Linked DNA regions of Homo sapiens: region 2 is linked to region 1. The links are chromatin contacts, found by Hi-C or POLR2A ChIA-PET in ENCODE. All regions are on one chromosome and are shown on one strand. Each heading gives the region's core, a stretch centred on a gene start or an enhancer-like site at or near the end of the contact. The rest is flanking DNA. Distances are from core to core; before and after follow the strand shown. Region 1 overlaps EP400 (E1A binding protein p400). Region 2 holds the start of PXMP2 (peroxisomal membrane protein 2).

Region 1 (5,094 bases), core at 1,486-3,985:
GAATCACTTTTGATTTTTGTGATACACACAAAAACATTAACTTCAGGGGAAAAACTAGATACACTTAATAATGAGAAGAGTGAACAAGCGTTTAGAGGTTGTGTCAGCCATACTGAGGGAGCCTCACCTTGGGCTCATTCCCAGGACCCTTCATTCACTGATCATCGCGGGTGTGTCCTGCAAGTCGCAGACACTGCCCTGTGGTTTTAGGGAGGCACAGGCCTCAGGCAAGCAGGCTCCGCTCGGGGCCCGCCCTTGAGCAGAGGCGCTGTGGGCACAGTGGCCTTGCCTCCCACAGAAGCCCTTCAGGCGCTTTCACTGTTGTCACTGATGCTCCACAATATGACTCTTTAGCACAGTGCTTTAAATGTAAAGCGGTGCTTTAAACTTTCTAAATTTTGTTTAAAGTCACACTGGCATATAGATTTCAAGAAACCAAACTCTATTAAAAGCTTTACTACAACAACAAAATCAGTCCCTGACCCAGCTCTCACCCTTTTCCCAAGAGGCATCTGGTGTTAGTCTAAAAGCAACCATCTTTTAATTTTCCACTTGTGTTTAATTGGAAACCAGAGGTCATACTGTTGTGTGACTGGTCATTCTTCCGTGTCATAAAAGCATAGTCAGTGAAGTTTCTCGAGTCCTCCCCATCCCAAAGAACGTCCATTTTCCTGTCCCTGGACTGAGTTTCCTGGGCAATGTGTGTTTTCTGACTCTCTCGGCTCAGGCTTCTCCACAGACTGTGGCGCTCACGCAGGCGACGGCGGCCGGGCAGCAGGTGCAGATGATCCCTGCAGTGACCGCGACTGCCCAGGTGGTTCAGCAGAAACTCATTCAGCAGCAGGTGGTGACCACGGCGTCGGCCCCGCTCCAGACTCCAGGCGCTCCCAACCCAGCCCAGGTGCCCGCCAGCTCCGACAGCCCAAGCCAGCAGCCCAAGTTACAGATGAGGGTCCCTGCTGTCAGGCTAAAGACACCTACTAAGCCTCCGTGCCAGTAGTCAGGGCAGCAGGGCTGCCTCTCATCTAAAGCAAAACTACCTTCCTCACAGAAAACGCTTTATTAGTGAACCTTGGGACCATGTCACGCAAGAGATTCAGCACTGGGAAAGATATAATTGAAACAAAATAGTGTAATCATTTTATTAAAATGCATCCCACACTGCAGGACAAATGGTCCTTATGGAGTGCCGCGTTCTCTGTACTACGTGGCTCATGGAAAAAGTGACAACATGGCTTCCTCTAAATCATTTCACCTTTCAGTCCCCACCCGCACCCGTCCCCTAGAGCCATAGTACTGTGTTCTGAAAGCCATTTAGAATTTCTTTGTGAGCATGTAGTGCTTTGCACGCCACAGAAGCCGTCTGCCGTGTGTGAGGAGCATACAATGGACTTTCTAAAGATAAGGCGTGGGCTTCCACAGTGTCTGCCAGAGTTTAGTTCTTTATACCTTACTGAAAAATGCCTCGTGGTCTTCGCAGAGGGGAAGGCCTGTCTAAAGTCAATCATCCGAGATGGGTTTTCCATTCCAAAGAAAGGCAATATGGTTCCTTCCTTCCCTCCTAAAATATGACTTAACTTTTAAGAGAAATGTTCTGACACCCACCTAAACACACAAGGCACGTTCCTGGCCTGTGTTCAAGGGAAATGATCAGTCATTGCATTGTTATTCCAAAGAGCAGCCAACAGTGGCCTCCCCCAGGCCCTACCCTGCAATGGGATTCGCTTTCATTTAATGGAAACTTCTGGGACTGATGCCCAACTCAGTGCACTCAAGACGCATCTCCAGTTTTCGGGGGAAGCTGGTATTTGACATAGTGTGTTAAACAGCTCCTGAGAACCTTTGGGACACTCTGCCATGGCTGGCGTGAGGCCCAGAGGACCACGCAGAGGCAATGGTAGTACAGATGTCACAGCTGAGGGTACGATGAGGCCTGGGCTCAGTGAGCCAGGACGAATGTGACAGACACCCCTTGCTGCCACAGTCAGCCCTTTGACGAAGGTGGGCTGGTGATTCTGGAAGTATTGGCTATAGCGGTGGGCCCAGTCAACTCTTCCTTGTGGACTTACGACAGCAGATTTTCTCTAGGATAAGCTTGTGTGGTTCTGCCAGTGAAGCAGAGAACCACCTGTGCTGTTGTGGAAGGCGTGCCGTTGAGGGGGAAAACGAAGCCCAGTATTTGCTACTGTTTTTCCTTTTTTTACTATGACAGGAAAATAAATGCAATTTTAGTGGAATTGATTGACAGTGTCTCCTTACTTTGAAGTTTTCACCAAAGCAAAAAGGTCCATATCCAATAGTATCCTTTGTGCTGTGGCTTGATTTTGGCCTATTTTACATTATTTGGTCCAGGAAATTAGGTTATATTAGGTTTTTTGTATACTAAAAATCAGTTATGGCACAATAAAGATTTTCTGTTTTTAAATTGTATTTCATCTGCTTCCTCCCCATTCTCTCACTTTAAGTGACATTGAGGAAGGTATTCTGTCCCACAGGTTTCTGTGGACAGCGATACAGCAGGAGTCAGTGAAATCAACTGGGGAGCTCACTTGAGCTCTTGATAAGAAATGTGGAGAAAAGTAAAAACCAAGCTTTGAAGAAACAGAAGAAATTAATCTTTTAGTTAGTTGAACATACCAAAGCAGAGGACTGGAATCTGTTTGTTCTAACCAACCCGTTCTCCCTGGCTTGGCACGTGCCGTGAGAGCGCAGCTTGCCGGAGGGAGGGCCGCTGTGTGCGCCTCACATCTGGCTCCCAGTGGAAACTTTTACTCCTCCTCATCCGCAGATGTGATAGAACTGAAGTATCTAGGAATTCTGCCTTTGTCATTTGTTTTAATTTGTGTGCCCTGTTCATTTTTTTTGTCTTTCCCAAATCTTGGTAGTCTCCTTATAGTTGAAGATAAAATGTTGAGTGCACTTATTTTAGAATATCCTAGACATAACTGTCTAAGTAAAAGCGCTCTATTAATCTAAAACACTACAAGAGAATTTAACACCATCTCTCAAATGCTTTTTTGGAGAGCTTAATGGGATTCTGAATATTTGCAATGTGGAGTTTCCGCCCCGATCTCACGTCAGTGAGGGTCTCCTGTCTCTCAAGTGTGTTTCCTTTGGCTGTTCCCTAATACAAAACACGGACATATTTTTACTCGTAGCACTCAATTTAGTAACTTCTAGATGCTACCGTTGACCTGAGTTAAATTCATTTAGTCGTGTACGTAAAAACTCTCCTTTTAGTGTGTTATTTTCTTGGCCTTCCCTTTTAAAGGTTAAAGTTTCTAACCTAAGAATTAAGTACGCGTTCAGGAAGCTGTTGTCTAGGCCTTCCCCTTGTGAATCTGGGTTCATTCCAATACGGCAAGTAAGAGTTGGAAACTTTGAGAACACAGACTATAAAGGCAGCAGCCCGAACACTGTCAGACTCTAATTGGCGACCCTGGGAAACAGTTGCCCTGCTATTCTTTAAAGAAAGACGTTTATTCTGATGATAAAAACAGTTAGCCAGACTGTTTTTAAAGCACCTGGCGGGAAGCAGAAGGTTGGATCCAAGCCCTTGTTCAGATTTGGTGCCTGATAAGACAGGGGTTTCTCTTTTTGTGACCTTTATTATTATTATTTTGTTAACTGTTGTAACCAGTTAGCTGTTGTGTTTTAAGATAGAAAGGAACAAGACTAAAATTGTAAATACTTTGTAAACATCAGCATTTGTACTTGAATAGTAGGATTTTAAAGGGCATTGATAGCATACCAAACAAAAGGCAAAATAAAGTGACCTTTTTATATATTTTTTCATTTTGTCTTTCATAGAAAACTGGTATTTAAGTTAAATGAGATGCTGAATTTTTCATTTGTGTGAAGAAAAAACCAACAAGTAATGTTGGAGCCAGAGGTGTTCCCCTCACCCACTCTTCCGTGGCCATAGAAGGACCTGGAAGGAACAGAAATCACATTCACCAAGTCCACCAGGCAGCCGCTTCCCAAAGCCGCACGTGGAGGAAAGAGCTGGCACCGCCCTGCCCCATGTGGCCTGCCACCCTCACAGCACCCGTCGTCAATGTCCTGGGGGCCACACTGGCACCAGTGTCCTTCCACACCCAGTCTGTGTGCCCAACTGGCACCAGTGTCCTTCCACACCCAGTCTGTGTGCCCAACTGGCACCAGTGTCCTTCCACACCCAGTCTGTGTGCCCAACTGGCACCAGTGTCCTTCCACACCCAGTCTGTGTGCCCAAGTAAGGGCAGGGACACCGGCTCACAGGTGCTCACCACCGAAAACGCCTGTGAGCAGATGGCCTGCGAGTTGTTGCTTCTCTTTTTCTTCTGCTTTTAGACTTTTCTTCGTTTCGTTTTAAATCTGATTACAAAAATCAACGTACACTTTTAATTGAAAACGCACACATTACGCAAAGTAAAGAAGCATCCCAGAAGCCCCTTAGTTTCTGTATCTTTTCTCCCACCACAAAAACGGGGGTGCACGGGCACTTGGCCCTGCAGCTTTGGGCTTCCACCTCCGGTCTTCCAGATTGAAAGCTCCCAGGGTCTGGTTGCACACTTCGTGTCTGCAGGTGATAGTGCAGATACCAGGGTGGGCGAGAAAGCCAGCTGCAAAGCCCGGCTGGTGCTCCCTGGCCTCTGGGGGTCTGTACTGCAGTGCCTGGTGCACCTGCGGCTCCATGCCTACCAGCCACATAACCAGGGGCAGGTGACTTCCTCCTTCAGGGCCTCTGTGTCCCCATGTCCCCTCTCCTAAGGTGGCTTGAGGATCCAGTCCAATGTTGGGTGCTGCACTTGGTGTCTGTCTTTTATACTCCCAACGAAGAGGACTGCAGGTTTTGCAAAGCCTACTGTTTCTGTCATCCTGACCCTACCATCACGTCTTTGCCAAGTGTGCCTGTGGCAGCAGGCCCTATGGCGGGCTTATCTGGCCTGGAAGCTGTGTTTCTGTTTGCTGTCCAGTAGCGACCAGGGGCCAGTGGGTGAAGCAATTGTGCCTGCGCACAGCCGTCAAGACCTTAAGGTAGCTTCTGAGCCCGGAGTGTGTTGTGTCACCTCCTACTCGAGATGTCAGATCGTGTGACAGCTGCCCACCAAC
Region 2 (5,094 bases), core at 1,913-4,412, 610 kb after region 1:
ACCATTGACTGGTTACTATATCACACCGTCCCAGTACTCCACACAGGCTCTCATTCACAGAGCTACCATTGACTGGTTACTATATCACACCGTCCCAGTACTCCACACAGGCTCTCATTCACAGAGAGCTACCATTGACTGGTTACTGTATCACACCGTCCCAGTACTCCACACAGGCTCTCATTCACAGAGAGCTACCATTGACTGGTTACTGTATCACACCGTCCCAGTACTCCACACAGGCTCTCATTCACAGAGAGCTACCATTGACTGGTTACTGTATCACACCGTCCCAGTACTCCACACAGGCTCTCATTCACAGAGAGCTACCATTGACTGGTTACTGTATCACACCGTCCCAGTACTCCACACAGGCTCTCATTCACAGAGCTACCATTGACTGGTTACTATATCACACCGTCCCAGTACTCCACACAGGCTCTCATTCACAGAGAGCTACCATTGACTGGTTACTATATCACACCGTCCCAGTACTCCACACAGGCTCTCATTCACAGAGAGCTACCATTGACTGGTTACTGTATCACACCGTCCCAGTACTCCACACAGGCTCTCATTCACAGAGAGCTACCATTGACTGGTTACTGTATCACACAATCCCAGTACTCCACAGGCTCTCATTCACAGAGCTACCATTGACTGGTTACTATATCACACCGTCCCAGTACTCCACACAGGCTCTCATTCACAGAGAGCTACCATTGACTGGTTACTATATCACACCGTCCCAGTACTCCACACAGGCTTTCATTCACAGAGCTACCATTGACTGGTTACTGTATCACACCGTCCCAGTACTACACACAGGCTCTCATTCACAGAGAGCTACCATTGACTGGTTACTGTATCACACTGTCCCAGTACTCCACACAGGCTCTCATTCACAGAGAGCTACCATTGACTGGTTACTGTATCACACCGTCCCAGTACTCCACATATGCTCTCATTCAGTTTTCATGACAACCCCTACGAGGGAGGCCACTGGTGTCCCCATTTCACACAAGAAGAAACGCAGGCAAACAGCACCCACTGCCTCCTGGGGCACACTCACCTCCCAGGACTGTTTTAAGGATGAGATGAGGTAACCCACATAAAGCATGTAAGGTAAAAGCCATCACTTGTACTTATCCCAGCAGCAGCCTTCCCCCTGCCTGGAGGCCATCACTGAGCTTGGGGCAGGGCAGTGGAGTGGAGCACGTGAGTGCAGTCCTGTGTCCTGAAGCAGGGCAGTCAGTAACCGTCTCTAAGCTCCAAGTTCCAACACACCATGTAGACCCTAAGGGTACCTGCCTCTCTAGGGCTTGCCTGATATGGACAGACAGCGATGAGCACAACAGCAGTTAGGGATCCTTACCACTTGGTTTCTCCTCTGGGAAGAATTTTGTTCAGCTAAGTGTCTGTAAAAAGCTTCACGTTCTCACACGTTTTTTCTATTTTTTTTTTTTTGAGACAGAGTTTCATTCTTTGTTGCCCAGCCTGGAGTGCAATGGCGCGATCTCGGTTCACCGCAACCTCCGCCTGCCGCGTTCAAGTGATTCTCCTGCCTCAGCCTCCTGCGTAGCTGGGATTACAGGCATGCGCCACCACGCCCCGCTAATTTTGTATTTTTTTAGTGGAGACGGGATTTCTCCATGTTGGTCAGGCTGGTCTCGAACTCCTGACCTCAGGTGATCCTCCTGCCTCGGCCTCCCAAAGTGCTGGGATTACAGGTGTGAGCCACCGCGCCGGGCCTCATCCGTTTTCTGCTTATGGCAGGCCAGTCCTCCGGTCATGTTTACCGTTTGCTCTGGCCACCAAGCAGCCGCGTCTTATCCTTGCTCTATTTTTTTTGAGACTGGGTCTGGCTCCGTCGCCCAGGCTGGAGTGCGGTGGCGCGATCCCGGCTCACAGCAGCCTTGACCTGCCGGGCTCAGGTGAACCTCCGGCTCGGATTCGGGAGTATTAATAGCTGGGACCTCGGGCGCGCACCACCAGCCTGTCTAATTTTTCTTGTTTTTACAAGAGAAGGGCCGGGCGCGGAGTCTCACGTCTGTAATCCCAGCACTTTGGAAGGCCGAGGCGGGCGGATCACCTGAGGTCAGGAGTTCGAGACCAGCCTGGCCAACATGGTGAAACCCGGTCTCTACTAAAAATACAAAAACTAGCCGGGCCTGGTGGCGGGCGCCTGTAATTCCAGCTACTCGGGAGGCTGAGGCAGCGGGATCGCTTGAACCCGGGAAGCAGAGGTTGCAGTGAGCCGAGATCGCGCCACTGCACTCCAGCCTGGGCGACAGAGCGGGACTCCCTGCCCAAAAAAATAAAACAGAGGAGACGAGGTCTCTCTCTGTAGCCCAGGCTGATCTAGAACAGGATCCTGGGCTCCAGCGATCCGCCCGCCTCGGCCTCCCCCAGCGCTAGGCCCCCAGGCAGGGTCCCCGGCCCCGCCCCTCCCCGCACCCTCCCCAGCCGCGCGTCCACCCCGCAGGGCCTGGCCCGGGTCCCGCCGCTCTCATCGCCCCCGCCGCGCGGCAGGTCCCAAACGCAGCTGCGCGGAAGGCGAGGCCCGAAAAACCTCAGAAAGAGCCGAGCAGGGAAAGGCCGCGCGGCCCGCCTCGTTTCCCCGCAAAGAAGCCGCGCCCGTAGCGCCTCCGCCCGCCCCGAGCCCCTCCGTCGGCGGTCGGGGCGCGCCGCCCTACCCCAGTCAGGCGCGGCGAGTGCGGGCGGCTGCGGGAACCGGGCCTCCCTCCCGCCTCGGCGGCGCCAGCCGAGGACGGCCCCATGGCACCCTCCGGAGGGCCGGCCCGAGAGCCTCAGGAGGGCGCCCCTCACCTGCTGGCCTCGCCATCCGCGCCTGGGTCCGCGCGCCGCCGCCCGCCGCTCCTCAGAGACATGGAGCCGTTGGCTACCACCTCTGCTTCAGGGGAGAAATTTGGCGCGCTCCCACCCAGACTCGCGAGAGCCGGAAATGCCGCCGTCCATCAAGAGGCGCGCTCCGCCCCTCCCCCGCCCCCCGAGGCGCTCCAATTGGCGCCGGCGCCCGGCGGGGGAGGTGGCCGGCAGGGACCGGGGAAAAGTGTGTGGTAGGCGCGCGCGGCGCACCGTGGGGTTGGGACCGGGCGGCGCTGCGGGCCGCGGTGGGGCCGGAAATGTCAGGCGGTCCCCACTCCGCTCTCGGCGCCTCGGGCTCCGCGCCCGGCCAGCCTGAGGTGGGGTCGGTGCCCCCGGCGGCACGGCGCTGGGGAGGCGATGGCGCCGGCCGCGTCCAGGCTGCGGGCCGAAGCCGGGCTCGGGGCGCTGCCGCGGCGGGCGCTCGCCCAGTACCTGCTCTTCCTGCGGCTCTACCCGGTGCTCACCAAGGCGGCCACCAGGTGAGCGGGGGCGCGGGAATCGGACGCCGCCCCGGCCCCAGGTCGGCCGCAGCGGCGCGGGGCCTGGACGGGAGCGCCGGGCCGGGACCAGGCTGGGGGCGCGCCCGGGTCAGAACCCCCGGAGCGGGCGCCCTCCGACCCGGCGCTGAACTTCCCGCGGCGACACCCGCGTCCGCAGTCAGCGATTGTGAGGCGCCTTGCGGATCCCGCCCTCCCAGCGCGTGGAGGGCCCGCCCAGACCCGGGGGTCGGCGCTGAGGTTCCACCCAAGGACCCAACAGGGGCCCCGCGCGCCCGGGGAAGCCACGGCAAGGGGAGCGGGTCCGCAGGCGCGGGTGAAGACAGGGCGAGGGGAGCGGGTCTGCGGGGCGCGGGTGAAGACAGGGCGAGGGGAGCGGGTCTGCGGGGCGCGGGTGAAGACAGGGCGAGGGGAGCGGGTCTTGGGGGCGCGGGTGAAGACAGGGCGAGGGGAGCGGGTCTGCGGGGCGCGGGTGAAGACAGGGCCAGGGGAGCGGGTCTGCGGGGCACGGGTGAAGACAGGGCCAGGGGAGCGGGTCCTCATGGAGCGTGTGGAGACAGGGCCAAGGGAGCGAGTCTGCGGGGCGCGGGTGAAGACAGCGCCAGGGGAGCGGGTCTTGGGGGCGCGGGTAAAGACAGGGCCAGGGGAGCGGGTCCTCATGGCGCGGGTGGAGACAGGGCCAAGGGAGCGGGTCTGCGGGGCGCGGGTGAAGACAGGGCCAAGGGAGCGGGTCTGCGGGGCGCGGGTGAAGACAGGGCGAGGGGAGCGGGTCTGCGGGGCACGGGTAAAGACAGGGCCAAGGGAGCGGGTCTGCGTGGTGCGGGTGAAGACAGGGCCAGGGGAGCGGGTCTGCGGGGCACGGGTGAAGACAGGGCGAGGGGAGCGGGTCTTGGGGGCGCGGGTGAAGACAGGGCCAGGGGAGCGGGTCTGCGGGGCACGGGTGAAGACAGGGCGAGGGGAGCGGGTCTTGGGGGCGCGGGTGAAGACAGGGCCAGGGGAGCGGGTCTGCGGGGCACGGGTGAAGACAGGGCGAGGGGAGCGGGTCTTGGGGGCGCGGGTGAAGACAGGGCCAGGGGAGCGGGTCTGCGGGGCACGGGTGAAGACAGGGCCAGGGGAGCGGGTCCTCATGGAGCGTGTGGAGACAGGGCCAAGGGAGCGAGTCTGCGGGGCGCGGGTGAAGACAGCGCCAGGGGAGCGGGTCTTGGGGGCGCGGGTAAAGACAGGGCCAGGGGAGCGGGTCCTCATGGCGCGGGTGGAGACAGGGCCAAGGGAGCGGGTCTGCGGGGCGCGGGTGAAGACAGGGCCAAGGGAGCGGGTCTGCGGGGCGCGGGTGAAGACAGGGCGAGGGGAGCGGGTCTGCGGGGCACGGGTAAAGACAGGGCCAAGGGAGCGGGTCTGCGTGGTGCGGGTGAAGACAGGGCCAGGGGAGCGGGTCCACATGGAGCGTGTGGAGACAGGGCCAAGGGAGCGAGTCTGCGGGGCGCGGGTCCGCACGGCGCGGGTGGAGACACGGCCAGGGAAGGTGTTTTGAGAAGGTGACATTGAACAGGCTGTGTAAAGAAGTGGAGCAGAGGCTCTCCTGGCACAGGGAACAGCAGGGCAAAGGTCTCTGTTAGGTTTTGAAGGGAAGGCCGGCGTTAAAGAAAGGCGGAGAGAGGTGCAGCTTGGACTCAGTCCCGAGGGAGGGAAGATCTGTGTGTGGAGAAAG

Evidence for each region. Hi-C counts contacts between places; a loop is a spot of excess contacts on that map. ChIA-PET counts read pairs that join two places held with the same protein, here RNA polymerase II (POLR2A). Pooled maps may share reads with other maps.
Region 2: a loop to region 1 is called in a map of naive thymus-derived CD4-positive, alpha-beta T cell, with 3 times the contacts of the local background. The contact joins the promoter of PXMP2 here to the enhancer-like site in region 1. A Hi-C loop is called at or near these places in 1 of 168 maps with a recorded cell type or tissue (naive thymus-derived CD4-positive, alpha-beta T cell), 1 of 37 single-sample maps with no recorded cell type and 11 of 50 pooled maps. POLR2A ChIA-PET finds 5 or more read pairs at or near these places in 1 of 52 experiments (activated B cell).

Annotation. Positions count from the first base shown.
Region 1 is chr12:132,076,674-132,081,767 of GRCh38, forward strand. It overlaps EP400 (E1A binding protein p400), which reads left to right. Exons shown (of 53, transcript NM_015409.5): 53 at 728-3,787. The coding sequence ends at 1,000. Among named protein-coding and RNA genes, the nearest start is that of SNORA49, 48 kb to the left of the region's middle. Within about 2 kb of position 2,736, at least 5 of the 41 ENCODE cell types and tissues checked have a DNase peak (open chromatin) inside an H3K27ac peak, as active enhancers do.
Region 2 is chr12:132,684,425-132,689,518 of GRCh38, forward strand. It overlaps PXMP2 (peroxisomal membrane protein 2), which reads left to right and starts at 3,163. Exons shown (of 5, transcript NM_018663.3): 1 at 3,163-3,368. The coding sequence starts at 3,247. It overlaps POLE (DNA polymerase epsilon, catalytic subunit), which reads right to left and starts at 2,918. Exons shown (of 49, transcript NM_006231.4): 1 at 2,830-2,918. The coding sequence starts at 2,891. RefSeq lists a silencer at 2,369-3,678.